Regions from separate parts of the Homo sapiens genome. Here region 1 is linked to region 2. Evidence: read pairs that join two places in POLR2A ChIA-PET (ENCODE). Cell type or tissue: CD4-positive, alpha-beta T cell. All regions are shown on one strand. Each heading gives the region's core, and the rest is flanking DNA. Links, peaks and the distances in the headings are about the cores only. Region 1 has its middle 16 kb from the start of ATP6V1G3. Region 2 has its middle 17 kb from the start of PTPRC.

Evidence for each region. Peaks named below come from ENCODE experiments on the same cell type or tissue, not always from the same donor. Only the 100,000 strongest peaks of a DNase experiment are listed, where the experiment ranks them.
Region 1: POLR2A ChIA-PET joins it to region 2 with 19 read pairs; 10 of 35 experiments call an interaction of 5 or more read pairs at or near these places.

Annotation. Positions count from the first base shown.
Region 1 is chr1:198,554,057-198,559,449 of GRCh38, forward strand. No RefSeq gene overlaps it. Among named protein-coding and RNA genes, the nearest start is that of ATP6V1G3, 16 kb to the left of the region's middle. In CD4-positive, alpha-beta T cell, for the core only: no CTCF peak of the experiment used is centred there; a DNase peak (open chromatin) is centred at 3,085; H3K4me3 peaks cover 747 bases; H3K27ac peaks cover 803 bases.
Region 2 is chr1:198,618,855-198,624,247 of GRCh38, forward strand. No RefSeq gene overlaps it. Among named protein-coding and RNA genes, the nearest start is that of PTPRC, 17 kb to the right of the region's middle. In CD4-positive, alpha-beta T cell, for the core only: no CTCF peak of the experiment used is centred there; DNase peaks (open chromatin) are centred at 697, 1,078, 2,237 and 2,817; H3K4me3 peaks cover 2,814 bases; H3K27ac peaks cover 4,941 bases.

The DNA of each region.
Region 1 (5,393 bases), core at 169-5,168, 65 kb before region 2:
AATATTTATTTGCTAAATGAAAACAGACTTCTTGACTGTGGTATATGTATCAGTGGTTTTGCTTTCACAACCCTTAGTTCCTTTGTAAATTCTGGGTCTGTTACCAGAATGGACCTTAATTTCTTTTTAATTTTTTTTTCAACTGTGATCCCAGCAGGGACAAGGAAGCAAACTGAAACACATGATAACCTTCATCACTCAATCTGGAAAATTCAATAAGCCCAAGTTAAAAAGCTAAGAACCTAAAAAAACCCAACAAGTCCTCTAAACTAACATGTTAGAAAAAGTAGCAGGCCTAAAGGCAAGATGGTCCTATTCTTTATTTCTTTTCATATCTTTCCTGGATTTCTTATTCATATGAGTCTATCTGGAGGGCTATCTCTGAATATTTTCTTCTTGCAGAGATTTTTCTTTCTCAATTTCAAGGAAAGAAGAGCTGTAAGAAGAAATGGTCACAGGCAGAAAAGAGAGAGGTTGCATTAAAAAATGTGATCAAAGGCAGATTCTGATTTTCTAGCTCAATTAGAAAGTTTAAGTTTGGTAACTTTGAAAGACTAATGAAGTCTAAGTTGAATAGCAGAAATAATATTATTTGCTAGGGAGCTTTGTGTCTCTATGGATTAATGATTTCATTCGATGTGTAATACAGGATTCGAGATTGCCAGAGGTTGAACATCAACAAAAGGGATTTTTTCCCCTTTCCTCCTGGGGATTCTCTTCTGTTCTGTTCTCTTCCTTTCTCTCTTTCTTTCTTTTATGAGATTCAGCTCTAGGGTGAGAGATATCCTGAGTCTTGACTGTTCTTTGATTGAAAGGAACCTGAAGAAGCTTCTTTCTTTCCTCCCTCCCTTCCTCCTTTCTTTCCTCTTTTCTTTCCTCCTTCCTTTCCTCCTTCCCTCCCTCCCTCCCTTCCTTCCTTCCTTCCTTCCTTCCTTCCTTCCTTCCTTCCTTCCTTCTTTTTTTCTTGAGGAAGTTTCGCTGTTGTTACCCAGGCTCAAGTGCAGTAGTGTGATCTTGGCTCACTGCAACCTCCACCTCCCGGGTTCAAGCAATTCTCCTGCCTCAGCCTCCCAAGTTGCTGGGATTACAGCTGCCCACCACCATGCCTAGTTAATTTTTGTATTTTTACTAGAGACAGGGTTTCACCTTGTTGGCCAGGCTGGTCTCGAACTCCTGACCTCAGGTGATCCGCTCACCTCGTCCTCCCAAAGTGCTGGGATTACAGGTGTGAGCCACTGCCCCCAGCCGGAATTTCTTTCTTATTCAAGAAAATCTGGTTGATTGTAAGACCAGTTGGATATCTGAATCCGCCCCCCAAGTTAGGCCTAATAAATGCTAGTGCAATTGGAATGCTAGACCATGCATAGAAAATCATCGGAATTATTAGGCAGTGAGTACATATTTCTCTCTAAACAATTTGAGAGACAGGTTTGTTCATTTGAACTTAGGCTGCAGATGTGCTAATATTATGGCTGACATCTGACAGATGAAAAGATAGTCACTCCCAAATGGAAGGCACAGAGGGAAAGAAGTAAATGACCACGTGTCACTGCCAGTCACTGTTCTGGGAACTATGTGCTCACTGTTTCCTTAGCACTTCAAAACAACTGTATTAGGCGATTATAATTCCATTTTTTTGGTTAAAGAATTAACATTCAAATAAGTTAGGTAATTTTCTGAAGGTCATACAGCCTTTTAAAAAGTGACACTGAAGGAATTTGATTGCAGGTCTGTCTGACCCAGAGTTAGGTTCATTCCTTTCCCTGCTAACACCTTCTCAGCATATATATATATATATATATATACACACACACATATATTCCAAGATATATATATATTCCAAGATATATATATATATGCCAAGATATATATATATATTCCAATATATATATATTCCAAGATATAGATATTCCAAGATATAGATATATATATTCCAAGCATATATATGATGTTTTATATATAATGTATAAATAACACATGTTTTATATATACAATGTGTGTATACATATATAATATATGTTATATATTATATATGTATACATGTTATATATGTATATACTATATATATAAAATAGATATATATATCTCCCTGTATACACTATCTTAGTTTCCTTCAAGATCATGAGTATGTTTTGTATGTGGACTACATTTTACAGATTAAATGATGCAGGGAACCACAGAATTGAAGCTAAATGATTTAGGAAAGCAAATTCAAAGTTAAGTCAGAGAACCTTGAGTACCAAATCTAGGGAAACTCATCCAATTGAAGCTAAAATGAAACTGAAATTGGAGATCTGCAGCTTAAACAAAACAAATTTGCCTTTCCAAGGACCAACATAACTAAAGAAAAAATCTTTGTCTTTGGATGAGGCAGGATAAACCATCCAAAATGGAGTAAGACTCAAAGAGCTAGGATTAGTAGAAGGAAAAAAACGATTTAAAAAATAGTTCATAAAAAGATTGAGCAATCTATACACTGGTTGTACCTGTTCCTGAATTTAAATTAGATGTTTTAAAATTAGCCAATCTCATGTGCTGTGCTGTGGTGGACAAGGAACTGGAATTGTAGATAGCAGAAATTGCTAGAGGAGTATAAGCAAAAATGCCTGTGGATTCAAGACAATGGTCTTTGGGAGAGAACCCCAATAGCTTGGATAGTGGCATTGGTAAATTACTCAGAGAAACATTACTAAAATTTGGTTAGGGGATCATCAGTTGTCCCTTTGTCAAATCACACCCCCAGAGCTGGATGGAAAATAAACTTATGTTTATTAATGTGTTTTATTGGAAGTGAAGATGGGATGGGAAGATGGAGGCAGGAGAGGGAAACTGGAATTATTCAAGAGGAACTTTTTCTGGCTTAAATTGGCCTTCCCAATACATTTACCTGTTCCAAAGCCGACCATGTGAAAACAAAGGGCACAGTCAAAACTGTCCAGAGTCATGCAGAAATGTTCAGAGATGCAAGGGGTGTGGTTGCCTATGTTAATGGTATTTAGGGCTTCCTGTCAGCTTAAGAAAAAGGAAGTGCAGAAGTGAGAATGTGTGTGTGCTAGTGTGTGAGTTTCTCACTGTATGTGTGAGTTTTGTTGTGTGTTTCCGGGAGAGGGAAGGGAGGCTGGGGGGAGGGTGCAGACATGAAGGAAGTGCAGTAGATGTGGCAGTTTGGTCTATCTTGGAATCAGTTTGTGATGCTTCCGTGGTGCTGAATATCGCTCTCCATTTCTTCAGGTCTGGGAATGATTGTCTTTAATTACCTGTTTGGTTTTACTCTCGTATTTCTGGGATACCACATCTGTTTTTAATTTTCTCTCAATTACAAAAGCAATATATATTGAATGAAGAAAATTTGGAAAATATAGAAGACAGGGAAAATAAAATAAAACTGGCTCATAATTCTGTCATCCTGCAATAACGACTATTAACATTTTGTTGTGTATCCTTCCAAGTATTACTGAGATTTACAAAACTGGGCTATTACTCCACCTATTGCTTTATATCGTGTTCTTTTCCCTGGACTTTTATCTCTGTTTTCTTTCTGTGCCAAACCCTCAAATATTCTTTGTACTTTAGTGTCTCACTCGGGCAATTCTCCACCTTCATGTTACTCCCTGTCCATTGCCTTCAACCCATGTTCTGTCCCAGTGACTTCCTCCATGTCTTTCTTTAGAGTCCATGATTCTTCCATAAAAATCCCTTCTTTGCTTTATACATTCAAAGCCCTTTTTGTAATCACCCTGATAAACCTCAACCTTCATAAAATCTAACTACCTTTCTTTTCCATGTTAACCACATTGCTGGAGAAAACCATGCAACTGTGCTGACTCCTCAAAATGCTATTCCTCAAACATAATGTCCCCATAAGAAATGAAGTGTGCTTCTACCTCCAGGCCTCTTAGTGTTCCCTCTGCCCAGACTTCTCTTTCTTGAGCTGTCTTCTGAGGCTTATTCCTCTACATTCAGGTTTTTCCTCAAATGTTATCACTCAACTCAGCACAAACACCTATCAGTGGCCTCAGTGCACTCTATTGAAGTGATCGAATCACTGCAGTCTCCTTTATTTCAGCACGTAGACTCCTTGAAGAGAAGAGTCATACTTAGTGAAGTCTTGTCACAGAGTCAGTGCTCAATAAATGTCTGCTAAATAAAATAATAAATGGAAAAAATCCACTTTTTTCTTCTTCTTCAGGTGGCAAAGGAATTTCAGCCACATTATCATATTTGATTCTTTCAAAAAACCCGCGATATTGATTTGATGACAGTATTTTGGATATTATATATGTGTGTGTATATATATATGTGTGTATATATATGTGTATATATGTGTGTATATATATGTGTGTATATATTTGTGTATATGTGTGTATATATAAGTGTGTATATATATGTGCATATATATGTGTATATATGTGCATATATATGTGTGTATATATGCGTGTATATATATGTGTGTGTATATATATATACACACACACATTTTTAACAGGACTTCAAGTTCACAACACTAGCAAGGGGGAAAGATCAAGCTTGGTGTTACTTTCACTCTACCACACGTCTCATACTTCTGTATCAAAGTAGTCCTAAAAACAGAAAAAACTGTCTAGCCTGGATGCTATGTATTGCTGTAGCTGAATACATTCTGCTGAAGCATGACATTTATATTAAGTGTCCAAAATTCATTTATCTCACTATTATCTTTAACTTGGTACAAATTAGTGTACTATTATCCTGTTACATGTTTGCTGCAATATTATCTGTTTTATAACTTACAAATTAAATTAAATTTTTTGACTCTTTTCCTCCTTCAAGAAAAGATGCCACTCCAAAGGATGCCTCCTATTCATCCCATGACTTCCCAGAACTTCTTGCATACGTTAAATGTCTCCAGACATCTGTATAAACCCAATCTGGGAAATAACATGCTTTACCACACAGTCTTTCCCCATTGTGGATTAAAGGCAGGACTTGATAATGTTGCTATTTGTATGTCAGTGAGTATAATGAGAAACACCAACTCAGTTAAATGGCATATACTTCCAATGCAAAATTGTTGATCAATATCCTGGCTCAAAGGGTTATCAGAGATGTATGATATCTGGACATGTTTTTGAGACATTTTACAACATAGATGTAAAGAAACTCTTCTTGACTCTCCTAGATATATAGCCAGACTTCACTCTTCCCTCATCTGAACAACTAATGAACCTCATGTGGATAACTATAAAATTTATTGCAAATATTTGGAAGATATAATGTCCCCAAGAGAGAAAAAAATTAATAAAAGCTTATATATCTGGAATGAAAAAAACATAACTAGGGAAGACAAAGTTTCATGTTACTTGATTCCTAGATACACCTGCTCAACCTTACAGAGTTCTGAGTCATAATAGAGG
Region 2 (5,393 bases), core at 119-5,118:
AATAAGGGTTATTAATATGGTATCATCATTTTTCTATTGTTGTTTGGAATCATGCTCTCTCCAAATTTATCTTAATTATTCTTAATTTTGATGTACATTTTTACTGGATCATTATTATACCGTCACTATAATAACATCACATTGAACTAATAAAGGGTAAACGTTTAATGCAAATTTGTGGGTTAAATAAATGTGGATCAGTTGATTAATAATACCCTATATTTTACACTTTCGAGTTTCAGTGTATTTGACATGTTATTCCAATAGCATATACCACAACATGGAACATTGTATTAGTGTTAAGATTCTGGAAATTGTGGAAAATATAGATGCTAACTATAAATGATTTAGATTGGCCATAAATGATTTGCAGACAGTTGGAGTTTAAAAAGTGTCTTATTAAAATATGTGCCAAATATGTTTCCTATTCCATTCTCAATAGATAAGAATAGGTTCACAATATCCCTTCTGCCATTTGTGAACTCCAGCCTTCTTCACATTTCTCTCAAGTAGTTTTGAGTATCACCTATGAGGTGGGAGGAGATAGTTTCACGTATGCTACCTTTGACTCATCCTCATGCCACCCCTCACCATCCTTGGTCTTTCTTTTTTACAGCTCTGATGGCATCTCTCATTCCAAAACTTGCTGAAGGTGCCAATACTACTCCCACTTGCCCCTGCTGCTGAAATCTGATATGCACAGCAAGGTAGCTGAGGTGCACTGTTGAGGACATTAATGTCTACATTAAGGACCATACATCTTTTGACAGAATTATCTACACCATATCCTGTTGTTGCAGAAGCTACCTGCAGCAGTGCTCTGATACCTTGTACCAAAACACTTCTAGATTTCGGTTGCATGTTTAATTGTAATCCTCTTACCAGTTACAGAAGCTAGATCTGAGATATTATGCAGAGAGGCAAAAACTGGCTGCAGAGAGAAGGAAAGATACAGGAGTACCAGAAACAGAGAGGGATGGAAAACCTCATAAGCTGCTAGGAGGAGAAACAATTTCAAATGGAGACGGAAGTCATACCTTAATGTGCTGATTTCAACCAGGCTACTTATGTAACTGATGCAAATGACCACGGAGGAGGGATCCTTGAGTTTTTTCGGGTACTGATATAGAAGAAGACACCTTACAGTGTCAAAGGAAGTTGATGGATTCACCTTGGCTGGTAAACAGCTCCAGAACCTGGCTGTGCTGTTATTGTCTTTGTGCATTATATGCCTTCATTCAGGGGAAATGGGCCCTTACACTAAGATAATGTTTTCCATATTTAAATATTGGCATATATGAACCTTAGAGATTCTGAAGTTTAAATCATTTGTTTTGGCAATTACAAAACTGAGACTTGCTAACTTGATTAGAAAGTCAAGCAATTTGTAGAACACCACTCAGCTAATTAATAGCAGTAAAAAGACTAGATCCTAGATCTTTGATTTTTAGTTCTACCATTCACTATATCACTACTAGTGAATTTTTCTGATGCTTTCTTGAGAGTATGGTCTTTATAGTATGTCAACAATTGTAAACTTGCAGCTAAAATAGCTGATCATATCCGTCTACAGGGAGGCACTACACATTTGCGTGAATACTTCCTCTTCTATTTGAAAAGTGTAGATTTACTTACATTCTTTTAAATATATCAGCACAGACTATCAGGCCGAGGATCACTGTCTTCCAACACAGTAAACATGGACCTGGTTCTTGTGCTCCAGAGAAACAAATGAAAGAGCAGGCCTCAAGGAATTTTGTTCATTGGGATCAGTGGGATCACAAGTATAGATCTAAAGAATGGAGTTCCTTCAGAGCTCACTTCAGGTGGCCAAGATGAAAATATGTACTTTCCTTCATAATATACTTAAGAAGATAAGGTCAGTTTTGTCATTGATCTGGTCCTATTCACCTTGTTTTTCTCTCTTAAATTATTTCTTTACCATTGTGGAGATAATCAACCGCATGGTGTCATCACTCATTTATCTCTAAGCATAACAGACATTTTCAACCCATTTCAGGTGTCCTCAAATTATTCATTTTTTATTTAAATGAAGAATTGTCCAGAGTTAGCATGTAAATATTAGCTAAGGGCAGGATGTGTGTGTGTCATGGAGGGGAGGACCTCTCCTGTTTAGGAGGAACTGCTGGCCCTAATATGCATGTCACATACATATGAACCTTGATCGGCTGTCATGCGGAAGGAATTACACTTCCGCTGGCCTCCCCTACCACAACCACAGGTGGAATCTAAGCTAGGCACTGAACTTGGCTCACACAGCTGTGAGCTTGCGCTGAGTCTCATCCTTTGCTGTGGAACTCCCTCTGCTGCTTCCTGCCCCAGCAAACTCCCCTCTACCCAGCCACTGGAAAGGAGTCCCACAGGAGGGGAGGGACAGTAGAGTAGAGCCCAGCTTCTCTGTCCAACACATAAAAGCTCTGAAAGGCAGTTATAAAAGGCTGAACTGGGAGCAGGTATTGTTAAAAAGGGAACCACTGACTTCCTGTGAGCACATGTTCCTGTCTCACTCTTGCTCTGCAGCACAGTAGAGGCTGTTTAGTTCATCACAAAGGAAGTGCATCAGCACTCCTGAAGATGCTACTCTAAGGGCACCTTTGAGTTGTGGGCCAGGAAGGCATTCCATAGTAAGACGAAGGAAAGGCCAAGTTCCTATTGTTAGCGTCACTATGCTTCTGGTTTTATAGTTTCCTAAGTTATTGCCACAGGTCATGGATCTGTGGCGCTCAAATGTTCGCTCACAAGGTTCACAGCACATTCTTTGCAGTTGCACCACCCAGCTAGGAGGGGCGAAACCAATGGAGCATTTTAGGCAGAGCTCATTTCCGCCCACATCAAAAGTAAGAGAGAAGTTTGTGGAGAGCTACATTTGAGCCCTCCATTAGCTGTTTTACATCTTGTAGGCCAAGGTGACACTTTCTACACTATGTGCTGGTGAGATACCACATGGACAAAATGTTGTAGAGGACCCAGCCTGAAAAATGCTCAGGCTTTAAGTCTGAGCAATCTCCACCACATCTCTACTCCACATCCCACCCCTCCTGGAATTTTAAGTCAGGAGACACATTGTGAGTGCATGGACAAAATAAAGAAAAGAAAGAGAGAGAGAAGAGGGAGGGAGGGGGAGAGAGAGAAAAAGTATATCAATTAAAAGTTTGCTGAAAGAGTCATGACATAAAGAAGATGAAAGAAAAAAACAAATTAGATTGTTACCAAGCTGTACATTCTTTGTTGAGGGAGAATAGAGATGAATTGGTAGCAGAGAGGAAGAAAAAGGAAGCATTTTAAGATGCAAAACAGGAGAAATCAGACTTAAGCAAGAATGGAGAAATAACTACATTTATCCACATCAGCTGTATCTTACCAGTTTGACTACTCTAAATGCTTGGGGATAATCTGGGAGTTTTTCACTGCTCCCCTCCTGCTGACAGTCCCAAACATATTGATGAGGCATTTTTAATAGCTTTCACCTCTGGCTCCTACTACAGCTTCATGTCTTTTTCCTTGGTTCTTATCCTCATCGTGGTGTCATGATTATTGTCCTCTCAGTCAAGCCCATCCTGTGCTACTGACTGAATGATTTTTATTAAAAATAAATTTTCCCCTATGCCTCTCCTGCTTACAATGCCTTATGATCCTTGATTGCTCACAGATTGAAATCCAAATCTTTGAGGATCCCATTCAAGATCTTTCAGTGCCTGAGTATAGCTCGTCTCTCCAAATTCTTCTTCTGCATATTATGTGCCTGCTAAAGAAAGTACTTACAGTTGTTCAAATGAGATGTTTCTTTTGGAAACCTCCCTGCATTCCTACCTGCTAACCCCCTATTTGGAAGTTAATTGTTGTCTTCCCCCACTCAGCTCACAGGTGTCCCCTGTGCACCTTCTACTGCCCACTCAAGCATAGTTGATCACTTCCTCCTTTAGGTCTCAATGCCATGACAATTTAATCACACTCCATTTTCATTATTTTTTATAAGTCTGTTTCACTACTTGGTACTGAGCTTCTGCTTGTAGAATGTGCACTTTGTTCTTACTTATTTTTGTGTTCTTGGGTCCTATTGCCAGTGCCTTGAATATACTAGATATAAGTCTAAAAATATTTGTTAAAGAATAAGTAAATGAATATTTCAGTGGAAGAAACTCTTTTCCCATGTGGGGACTTTGCACTTTCTGTCACAAAATTTGACTTAATCTAACTTAGGCAAAGATGTAATTTATTGGCTAAGAGAAAACGTTTAGGGATATAACTAGATTAGACATACTAGATTGAGTATGCAAACAATATCATATTTCTCTACATCCCTTAGTTCCCATTCCCATGGTTGAATTTAAGCTGCTTTGGCTTTAGACTTAGACTTTCTATGGTAGCAAGGGAAGACTCAAACCCCAGCCTTTCCAATTTTCAGTCCAGCAAACACACATGTACACACACACACACACACACACACACACACACACACACACCCAACAACAAAAAACAGAAGTGAGAATCTCTTTCTGCAAAATGCCACTTAAAATTGCCCAGACTACAATGACTACAATTGGGGTATATGTCCATTGTAGAACCAATTTTTCTGGTCAGGTAAATGCTGTATCCTTATGGGCTTAGACCTGTGCCCCACCTCTATAAACAACTTTTCTGGAATTACAGGGAATGAGAGTGGCAGAGGAGGATGTATTCAAAGGGTTACCAGAAGAGAGAGGAATTGCAGTTGAAATGGCACAAATGAATAGGTCAGTTATAGAGTAGATTACTCTTTATTCCTTTAAATCTAGATTTGAGACATTGAGAGCTTCATTTATTACCTAATTTCTAATGGCAAACTCAGAAAATTCATCTCCTATTTGGTTTTACTATGACTTACACCTTTCAATATGATTTGTAACAAAACTTTGCTGATTTTGATAATGGCATGTATCAATGACACCAAGAAAATCAATTACTAACCAAAATTATTTTATATATTACATGTATATTTATAAAGGCTGAGAGGTAATACTAGTGATGTGGTCACAGAGTTAAAACTAAATGTAGCTTTTCATTGTTGTGTTTGCTTTAAGAGTTGTTTCAGTTATCTACTGTTGCTCAATAAACGACTCCCAAAATTAGGGCTTAAAATAATTTATTATTATTATATCTGATGATTCTTGGGGCTAAGAATTTAGATAGTACCCAGTGCAGATGACTCATCTTGTTCTGATGCTCGGGACCTCAGCTGAGATGACATAAATGTCCATAGGCTGGAACAATTGAGGGCTGGCTGAGTATCTCTTTTCTCTCGTTTTCTCTCTCATTTTCTGCCAAAACCCATCTGCAGCCTGTGGTTGTGCAGACCACAAACAAAAAGGTTTTCAAATTTTTTAATGTTTAAA